Linked DNA regions of Homo sapiens: region 2 is linked to region 1. Evidence: read pairs that join two places in POLR2A ChIA-PET (ENCODE). Cell type or tissue: CD4-positive, alpha-beta T cell. All regions are shown on one strand. Each heading gives the region's core, and the rest is flanking DNA. Links, peaks and the distances in the headings are about the cores only.

Region 1 (5,373 bases), core at 128-5,127:
CTGCAACCTCCGCCCCCTGGGTTCAAGCAATTCTCCTGTCTCAGCCTCCCGAGTAGCTGGGACTACAGGCGCCTGCCACCATGCCCAGCTAATTTTTGTGTTTTTAGTAGAGACGGGGTTTTACCATATAGGTCAGGCTGCTCTCGAGTTCCTGACCTCAGGTGATCTGCCTGCCTTGGCCTCCCAAAGTGCTGGGATTATATGCGTGAGCCACCGAGCCTGGCCTAACTTTCTATTTCAACTGCACAGAACTACCCATACGTGTCAGCAGGGGCCTACTTTCCTTCACATTAGGTTTTCACAGTCTTTTCCCTCTGCCTGGAATACCTGCTCTGCCTTTTCTGCTCCAGCTAGGTTGGCATATTTGCAGGTTTCAAATCTGCCTGTCATATTCCATCCTCAGAGCCTTTACGATGACTGTTCCGTCTGCCTGGAATGTTCCGCCCTGACGTTTCCGCATGGCTTGCCCTTCATTTCATTCAATCTCCACATTTCCACTCAAATCCTACCTCTCAGCCATCACTGTCAATTGCCCTCCACCCGAAGACCACCAGGATCCCACCTATAGTGGAGCACTTGGGGTTTATGGCTGGTTGCAGTGAAGGGGAACGCACGCCATGGGGCACTGTGGGCGTATCAGTGAGGGGGTGTCAGAAAGAACTTGTAGGGTTTGGGCTTGTTTCTGTCTAGTTCCATCACAGCCACAGAGTGGCCTTGTCTGATGTTGATGTTCTGTGAAACTGTTTATGTTCAACAGGAGAGCACCATGGGCCTGCAGTGAGTGCCAGGCCAAGGTCTGGACAGCAAGAACTGCTTTACTCTTCTTCACCACTGAATCCTTAGTGCATAGAACAGCAGCTGCAGGGAGGGTGGCAGGTGTCGAATGAAAACGTATCGAATGAATCGATCAAGTCTGTCTGCCTGGCAAATTCTTACTCCACATTCAAGTGCCCAGCCAGAAGCCCCTCTTCTGGGTGCCGTCCCTGACTCTCCTGGGCGGACCCTGATCTGGGCCCGGGCTGTGCCTGCAGAGTCTCACTAGAGCGGCTCCTGTGAGTCATGTCAGGGGGCTCTGCAGCCAGTCTCCCCACTGTGCTGCGAATGCCTTGAAGGCAGAGACACATCCCTTCCCTTAGAAGCCCCAGTGCTAAATACAGAGCAGGTGCGCCATAACTTTAGTGTGACTGACAGACCAGCTGCAGGCCCAGCTCTGCTGTGTTTGAACTGTGCCTCTGGCAGGGGCTCCAGAATTCTGTGTGTGTTCCCTGAGAGTATAGGACCTGTGGGCCACTGGGTGGGAAATCATTAAACAGGAGAAGCCCAGGCCCCAGCAGCCAGAGGGTATGTTTGTGAGTTTGTGATTCTCTGGGACACCTTCAGGGCCTGAGGACTTTGGCCCCCATGTGAGGCCTCTGCAGTGTGACTCCATCTGGGCCTGGCTCCTCCTCAAAAAATGCCCCCAACCAGGAGCGGTGGCTCACGCATGTAATCCCAGCACTTTGGGAGGCCAAGGCGGGCGGATCACCTGAGGTCAGGAGTTTGAGACCAGCTTGGCCAACATGGTGAAATCCCACCTTTACTAAAAATACAAAAATTAGCCAGGCATAGTGGCACACGCCTGTAGTCCCAGCCACTCTGGAGGCTGAGACGGGAGAATCACTTGAACCCAGGAGGCAGAGATTGCAGCAAGCCAAGATCGCACCACCACATTCCAGCTTGGGTGACAGACTGACTCTGTCTCAAAAAAAAAAAAAAAAAAAAAAAAAGACCCCCATCCCTGTCGCCCAAGGCCCAGAGGAGGCTGATGGAAGCCCGCAGTTTCCAGGAAGGGCAGAGGAAGAGGCAGTAAGAGCCCAGGCACCTCCAAAACAGGGGCCATGGGCGGGGGGCGGAGAGGGAGGAGGGACCTGGTTATCTGGCTCTATTCTCACAGCAACCCCTTAAGGTATATACAACTATTATCTTTATTTTACAGATGAAGAAACAGAGGCACAAAGAGGTTAAGTAACTTGCCTAGAGATACACAGCTAACAAGTGGCAAGTGGGATTTGGACTCAGGTCTATCTAATCCTCAAACCCATGTCCTGGACCCCTACACAGACTGCCCTCCCTCAGTCCTCTGTGTGGCCTCAAGAAGGGTCTGGACATTCAAGTTTAAAAATCCATCCAAAGAATCTATGGACCCAGTGGTCTCTGGAGTCAATGTTCTGAGGCTCAGAAGGGCCAGGCAGGAGGGAGCCGCCTCTACACAGTCCTGAGCAGAGTGGGCTGTGTCCCGGCACAGCAGGGGAGATCATAGACAGAATTCTGCCCTGGGCCCTATTTAAGTAGGACCTTTAGGCTGCCGGTGTCATGACCACAGGTCCCAGGTCTGCACGATTGGCTGTGTGTGGAAAATCTTCACTCCTTGCGGCCTTGTCCTTGGCAGAGAGCACCGCTGCTTCCTCTGATGGCCACCAGGGGGAGGCGCTCCCCTGGGAACGGTTTGAAGGGGAGCCTCACCCCACACGTGCCTTCCGTGGTACCCAGCACCAGCTGCTACCCATGGTTACCCACAGGCCCAGCTCTGCTCTGAGGAGGGAGGAGTGGTGGCGATCAGGCCTTGTCTGCATCCCGTGGCTGCCCCTTTCTTTTCTTTCTTTCTTTCTTTTTCTTTTTTTTTTTTTTTTTGAGATGGAGTCTCACTCTGTTGCCCAGGCTAGAGTGCAATGGCACAGTCTCGGCTCACTGCAACCTCTGCCTCCCAGGTTCAAGCGATTCTCCTGCCTCAGCCTCCCAAGTAGCTGGGATTACAGGCATGCGCCACCACGCCCAGCTAATTTTTGTATTTTTAGTAGAGACGGGGTTTCACCATGTTGGCCAGGCTGGTCTTGAACTGCTGACCTCAGGTGATCCACCCACCTCGGCCTCCCGAAGTGCTGAGATTACAGGCGTGAGCCACCGCCCCCAGACGTGGCCTCCCCTTTCAAAGAATAACCCTCAGCGTGTGTGTGTGTGTGTGTGTGTGTGTGTGTGTGTGTGTGACTGGGGAACACACGGGCTCAGTCTGTTATCCTGAGAGGAAATTCATAGTGAAGCATAAAAGCCCCTGAGTGGGCTGGGGACAGTGGCTCACACCTGTAATCTCAGCACTTTGGGAGGCCAAGGTGGGCAAATCATTTGAGGTCAGGAATTCAAGACCAGCGTGGCCAACATGGTGAGACCCTGTCTCTACTAAAAATACAAAACTTAGCCAGGTGTAGTGGCGCATGCCTGTCGTCACAGCTACTTGGGAGGCTGAGGCAGGAGAATCGCTTGAACCTGGGAGATGGAGGCTGCAGTGAGCCAAGATCCCACCACTGCACTCCAGCATGGGCAACAGAGTGAGACTCCATCTTTAAAAAAAAAAAATGCCTATTGGATTTTAATGAAACCATCTCTCCTCTTTTACCTGAATGAAAGCAGACATGGGACTTTCTACAGGTACGGCAGCCTCACAATTCAGTGCTGGACTTCCAGCCAAGACGGCAGAGTGGGCTCACGCTGTGGCCTCCTCTCTCTGTTCCAAACACACAGCAATCAGGAATAAAATAGAAAAAATGATAAACAAAAGGACATAGTTGGGCCCCAACCAAAATGGCTATCTCTGTGTACCACAAGCAGATCAGAAATGCAAATTGGTGACTGGGGCCAGGGGCCTGCTGGCCTCGGGGTCTGGAAACAGCAGTAGCTGCCAGACACAGAGCTCCTGGTAAGGGAGTTAAAGTGCTCCATGCTACAAAGGGGCCAACAGCCAGGTGTCTGGAAGCCAGGGCTCGGGGAAGGTTCCCTCTGCTTGTGAAAAGAATCGGGGGTGGCGGGGATGGAGTGAGGAAGCCAGCTGTCCACAAATAGCTTGGGGCTTGAGTTGTGGGAAGATGAGGACAGACTCTTGACTAGATGCTGAGCCAAGCCACCCTCTGGCTACGTGCTTGTAGCTGTGGTGTCCTCATGCCACAACAGAGTAGAGCCCTGCAATGCTATTGTAAGACCTCAACTGGGCCTGAGGTCCTAGCTCAGGATAGTTAGAGACAGAGTGAAAAACAGATGTAAAAACAAGGTGGAAAACCCTCCAACTCACTGTAAAGTTGTAAGCCAAAATAGATGAGAAACAATGGTAAGAAAAACAGTCAACAAGGCCGGGCGTGGTGGCTCGTGCCTGTAATCCCAGCACTTTGGGAGGTGAAGGTGGGAGGATCACCTGGGGTCAGGAGTTCAAGACCAGCCTGGCCAACATAGTGAAATCCCATCTTTAGAAAAAAAAAAAAGCAAGAAAGAAAAGCAGTCAACAGAATCACCATGTGGAATATGAGTTCACTGCAGATTAAATTAATTTTGTGAAAGTCTTACAAAGAATTAAAAATGTTTAGGATGCCAAAAATGGCAAATGAAGGCTTAATATCCATTGGAAATTAACAAGACATAAATGAAGGCAGATCAAAATGAAACTAGAACAAGTAGATGTGAAAAGAATCAATTAGAAATCTTAGAAATAGAAAGTTTGTTCATTAAAAGAAAGCTCAGTAGACAGAATAAATGATGCAAAAAGAGAATTATTGAGTTAGAAGACATTACTTAGGAATTAACATGAATACAATACACAAAGATTAAAAAATATAAAAGCAGTTATGAGATATGAAGGACAGCTTGCATGAAGGGCTATGTATGTCTAATAGGAGTTTCAGAGGAAGAGAATAAAGGGAATGGCAGTGAAAAATACATGAGGAAATAGTAGCTGAGAAATTTCCTTGGGGAAATTGCAGAACATCAAGGGCAAAGAGAATAAAACCTTACCATGGACCTGAGAAAAAGACAGATTACTTAAAAAGTAATTTCTGGACCTCAGCAAAGACTGAGGCTGGGGATGAGGGGGTAGTATCTTCAAAGTGCCAATTGGATTTTTATGCCCAGCTAACTTACAGTGGAAATTTAAGACAAAAGGGGCGTTTCGATACATGTAAAGTGCAGCCCCTCATTTAAAGAATTATTATAGGTTATACACTTCAGGAAGAAAAATGAACCAGAAAAAAAGGGGAGAGCACATGAAACACTGTTAAGCATAGAAATAGATAAAACATGTTGATAAATTTAAATGAGTGTTGACTACAACAGAAACTCCTTTATTTTTTATTTATTTATTTTTGAGACCGAGTCTCTGTCACCCAGGCTGGTGTGCAGTTTTGTGATCTCGGCTCACTGCAACCTCTGCCTCCCGAGTTCAAGCAATTCTCATGCCTTGGCCTCCTGAGTGGCTGGGACAGGCCTGGCTAATTTTTGCTTTTTTTTTTTTTGTTTTTTTGAGACGATGTCTTGCTCTGTCTCCAGGCAGGAGTGCAGTGGTGCTATCTCGGCTCA
Region 2 (5,373 bases), core at 238-5,237, 540 kb before region 1:
TTTTGGCACCATTTTTCCAACAGCATGCGCTCACTTGGTGGCTCTGTGTCACATTTCCGTAATTCTCACAACACTTCAATTTTTTCTTATCTGTTATGGTGATTTGTGATCAGTGACCTTTGATGTTACTACTGAAATTGTTTTGGGTGCCATGAACCATGAGACAATGAACTTAATAATGTTGTGTAGGTTCTGACTGCTCTACCAACCAGCCATTGCCCACCTTTCCCTCTCTTTGGACCCCCCTATTCCTTGGAACACAACAATATTGACACTGGTCAATTAATAACCCTACAATCACCGCTAAGTGTTCAAGCTGAAAGGAACAGTCACATGTCTCTGGCTTGAAATCATTAGAAATAATCTTTTTTTTTTTTTTTGAGATGGAGTTTTGCTCTATCACCCAGGCTGCAGTGCAGTGGCGCGATCTCGACTCACTGCAACCTCCACCTCTCGGGTGCAAGCGATTCTCCTGCCTCAGCCTCCCAAGTAGCTGGGACTACAAGCACCTGCCACCACACCGAGCTGATTTTTGTATTTTTAGCAGAGATGGGGTTTCGCCATGTTGGCCAGGCTGGTCTCGAACTCAAACCTCACGTGATCCTCCCGCTTCGGCCTCCCAAAGTGCCCAGCCAATTAGAAATAATTAAGCTTAGTGAAGAAGGCATGTCAAAAGCTGAGATAGGCCAGGAGCTAAGCCTCTGGCACAAATAGCCAACTTGTAAATACAAAGAAACAATTCTTGCCAGACATGGTGGCTCACAGCTGTAACCCCAGCACTTTGGGAAGCTAAGGCAGGAAGATCACTTGAGTTCAGGAGTTTGAAACCAACCTGGGCACCATAGTGAGATCCTGTCTCTATAAAAAATTTAAAAATTAGCCAAGTGTGGTGGCTTGCGCCTATAGTACTAGCTACTTGGGAGGCTGAGGCAGGAAGATCACTTGAGCCCAGGAGGTCAAGGTTGCAGTGAGCTACAAATGCATTGCTGCACTCCAACCTGGATGACAGAACTAGACTCTGTATCAACAACAGCAAAACTACTGAAGGAAATTTTAAGTGCTACTCCTGAGAAGAGAAAAATAGTAGGCTGGGTGTGGTGGCTCCCATCTGTAATCCTAGAACTTTGGGAGACCAAGACGAGAGGATCAACTGAGGTCAGGAGTTCGAGACCAGCCTGGCCAACAATGTGAAACTCCATCTCTACTAAAAATACAAGAATTACCTGGGCGTGGTGGCGGGCGACTGTAATCCCAGCCACTGGGGAGGTTGAGGCAGGAGAATCGCTTGAACCTGGGAGATGGAGGCTGCAGTGAGCTGAGATTGTGCCACTGCACTCCAGCCTGGGCGACAGAGCAAGACTCTGTCTCCAAAAAAAAAAAAAAAAAAAAAAATAGAGTAAGAAAGCAAAACAGCCTTATTGCCAACATGGAAAAAATTACATGAATAGAAGATCAAATCAGCCACAACATTCCCTTAAGCCACAGCCAATCTAGAGCAAGACTAACTCCTTCAATTCTATGAAGGCTGAAAGAATTGAGGAAGCTGCAGGAAAAAAGTCTGAAGCTAGCAGAGGTTGGTTCATGAGGTTTAAGGAAACAAGCTGTCTCTATAACACACAAGTACAACTTGAAGCAGCAAGTGTGGATGTAGAAACTGCAGCAACTTATCAAGAAGATCCTAAGATGAAGGTGGCTACACTAAACAGATTTGCAAAGCAGACAAAACAGCCTTCTATTGGAAGAAGATGCCATCTAAGACTTTCATAGCTACAGGTGAGGAGGCAATGCCTGGCTTCAAAGCTTCAAAGGACAGGCTGACTTCATTAGGCACTAATGCTGTTGGTGACTAAGTTGAAGCCAATGCTCATTTACCATTCTGAGAATCCTAGAACCCTTAAGAATGATGGTAAACTACTCTGCCCGTGCTCTACAAATCGAACAACAAAGCCTAGATTACAGCACTCCTGTTTACAGCATCGTTTATGGAATATTTTTTATTTGTTTATTTTTACTTTTTGAGATGGAGTCTCACTCTGTCGCCCAGGCTGGAAGTACAGTGGCACTATCTCAGCTCACTACAACCTCCGCCTCCCAGGTTCAAGCAGTTCTCCTGCCTCAACCCTCCGAGCAGCTGGGATCACAGGCGCCTGCCATCATGTCCGGCTAATTTTTGTGTTTTTAGTAGAGATGGGGTTTCACCGTGTTGGCCAGGGTGGTCTTGAACTCCTGATCTCAGGCGATCCGCCCGTGTTGGCCTCCCACAGTGCTGGTATTATAGGCGCAATCCACTGTGCCCAAACGGTTTACCAAATATTTTAAGCCCAATGTTGCGACCAAATGCTGAGAAAAAAAGATTCCTTTCAAAATACTACTGTTCATCGACAATGTATCTGGTCACCCAAGAGCTCAGATGCACAGGTACAAGAAGATGAATATTGTTTTCATGCCTGCTAACACAATGTCCATTCTGCAACCACATACATCAAGCAGGAATTTCAACGTTTAAGTCTTATTATTTAAGAAATATATTTTCTTTTTTTATTCCCCTAAGAAATACATTTTGTAAAAAAAAAAAAAAAAAAAAAAAAAAAAGAAAAAGAAAAAGAAAGAAAGAAAGAAAGAAAAAGAAATATATTTTGTAAGGCAATAGCCACAGAGTGATTTTTCTGATGGATCTGGGCAAGGTAAACTGAAAAGCTTCTGGAAAGGATCTACCATTCTAGATGTCATCGGGAACACTCATGATTCATGAGAGGAGGTCAAAATACCAACATTAACAGTTTAGAAGAAGTTGATTACAACACTCAAGTATGACTTTGAGGGGCTCAAGACTTGAGTGGAGGAAGTAACTGCAGATGCGGTAGAAATAGAAAGAGAACTAGAGGCTGGGTGCAGTGGCTCATGCCTGTAATCCCAGTACCCTGGGAGGCCGAGGCGGGCGGATCACCTGAGGTCAGGAGTTCGAGACCAGCCTGGCCAACATGGTGAAACCTCATCTTTATTAAAAATTCAAAAAAATTAACTGGGCATGGTGGTGGGTGCCTGTAATCCCAGCTACTCAGGAGGCTGAGGCAGGAGAATCGCTTGAACTAAGGAGGCAGAGGTTGCAGTGAGCCAAGATCGTGCCATTGCACTTCAGTCTGGGTGACAGGAGTGAAACTCCATCTCGAAAAAAAAGAAAGAGCAAGAGAACTAGAATTAGAAGTGGAGCCTGAAGATGTGATTGAATTGCTGCAATCTCATGATCAAACTTGAACAGATGAGAAGTTGTTTCTTATGGATGAGCAAAGGAAGTGGTTTCTTGAGATGGAATCTACTCCTGGTGAAGACACTGTGGACACTGTTGAAATGACAACAAAGGATTTAGATTACATAAACCTAGCTGATAAAGCAGCAGCACGGTTTGAGAGGATTTACTCCTACTCTGAAAGAAGTTCTACTGTGGATAAAATGCTATCAGACAGCATCACATGCTACTGAGAAATCTTTTGTGAAAGGAGGAGTCAATCAACGTGGCGAACTTCATGTTGTCTTATTTTAAGAAATTGCCACCGCTACCCCAACCTTCAGTAACCGCCACTCTGATCAGTCCACAGCCATCAACAGAGGCAAGACCCTCCACCAGCAAAAAGATTATGACTCACTGCAGGCTCAGATGATTATTAGAATTTTTTAGTAATAAAGCATTTTAAAATTAAGGTATCTACATCTTAACAAACCACTCTAAAATGCACTGGCTTAAAACCATAATTTATTACTTTTTTTTTTTTTTGAGACAGTGTCACCCAGGCTGGAGCGCAGTGGCATGATCTCGGCTCACTGCAATCTCCACCTCCCAGGTACAAGCAATTCTCCTGTCTCAGCCTCCTGAGTAGCTGGGACTCCAGGCACACACCAGCACACCTGGCTAATTTTTGTATTTTTAGTAGAGATGGGGTTTCATCATATTGGTCAGGCCGGTCTCGAACTCCTGAGCTCAAGTGATCCACCCGCCTTGGTCTCCCAAAGTGCTGGGATTACAGGCGTGAGCCACCGCGCCCAGCCCCAGCCAGTACTCTTGACTGCTTAATCAGAGCTGGAGAGTCTCAGATGGCTTCACTCGTACCTGGAGCCTTAGTGCTGGTTGTTGTCTGCTTGCTCTTTCACCGCCCAGTCCTTGGTGTTCAGTAGTCTAGCGGGGGCTTCTACCATGACAGAGGGAGTGTTCCAAGTGGGCAAAGGCAAAAGCTGCAAGGTCTTCTGAGGCCGACTCTGGACCTTGCACAATATTACTTCCACCACATGCTACCGATCAAACTAAGCCGCAAGTCCAACCCAGCTGCAAGGAATAGGGAAGTTGACTCCAGCTTTGGATAAGAACTACAAAATATTGTGGCCATGGTGTTTTATCTACCACACTAGATGTGGCAGAGGCAGTTATGCTTCCTAGTCTAGAGCAGTAATTCTCAATTCTGGCTATACATTAGAACTGCCTGGTGAGCTCTTAAAAGTCCTACACCATGGCTCTACCTCATAACAAATGAGAATGTCTAGGAGTGGACCCAAGGCCTTAGTAGTTGTAAGACCTCCCCAGGTGATTCTCATGTGCCGCCAGAGTCAAGATCTATTCATACCACAGGTTTGGGGAAACTTTAGTTTACATACAAATCACCTGGAAATCTCATTAAAAACATTGTAATTTAGTAGGTCTGGGGCAAGGTGAGTCTGAGATTTTGCATATCTAAACAAGCGCCTAAATTAGGGGTTGTCAAACTGCGGCCTATAGAGTGGATTTGAGTCTCCAACTAAGAATGGTTTTCACACGTTTAAAGAGTTGTTTAAAAAGAAAGAGAAAGAATATGCGACAAAGACCACATGCGGCCATATTTTCTATCTGACCTTTTACAAACTAAGTTTGCCAAACCCCTGTCCTAGATGATACCCAAACTGCTAGTTCATGAACCACTTGGAATAGCAAGGAGCTAGAACCTGATTCCTCACTCTTCCAACAATACTTGTACTTAAATTAGAATGGTTTGTTGTCCCACAGATTAATCCTATCTAGGTAACCAAATAAAGAATTCCAATACAAATGTTTCACTACGACTTACTCCCAGCATCCATGCCCTCTTCTCCTTTTCCAAACCATACTCTAGAATTTCCAGCCATTTCATTTGATGAGACACACCAAGCCCACGATTGGCTTAAGCCAAATTTCACATCCCATTCCTTGGCAACTTCAAGGGATTCAAGGATGGGCACCTGTCCCAAGTTAGGCCAATCTGGTCCAGTGAAATTCAATTTCAAGATTTTGTTTGTGATAACGGAGAAGACAACTTTTTTTTCTGCTAGATTTGCACCTAAAAATATATAGCCCCAAGAGCTGCTGGCAGC

The links. Peaks named below come from ENCODE experiments on the same cell type or tissue, not always from the same donor. Only the 100,000 strongest peaks of a DNase experiment are listed, where the experiment ranks them.
Region 2: POLR2A ChIA-PET joins it to region 1 with 6 read pairs; 1 of 35 experiments calls an interaction of 5 or more read pairs at or near these places.

The regions. Positions count from the first base shown.
Region 1 is chr3:184,415,569-184,420,941 of GRCh38, forward strand. The region is part of intron 1 of LINC02054 (long intergenic non-protein coding RNA 2054); the gene reads left to right. Among named protein-coding and RNA genes, the nearest start is that of LINC02054, 17 kb to the left of the region's middle. RefSeq lists an enhancer at 711-1,212. In CD4-positive, alpha-beta T cell, for the core only: a CTCF peak has its summit at 2,460 (motif pointing right); a DNase peak (open chromatin) is centred at 2,473.
Region 2 is chr3:183,874,047-183,879,419 of GRCh38, forward strand. All of the region lies in intron 1 of PARL (presenilin associated rhomboid like), which reads right to left. Among named protein-coding and RNA genes, the nearest start is that of PARL, 8.1 kb to the right of the region's middle. In CD4-positive, alpha-beta T cell, for the core only: no CTCF peak of the experiment used is centred there; DNase peaks (open chromatin) are centred at 2,855 and 4,285.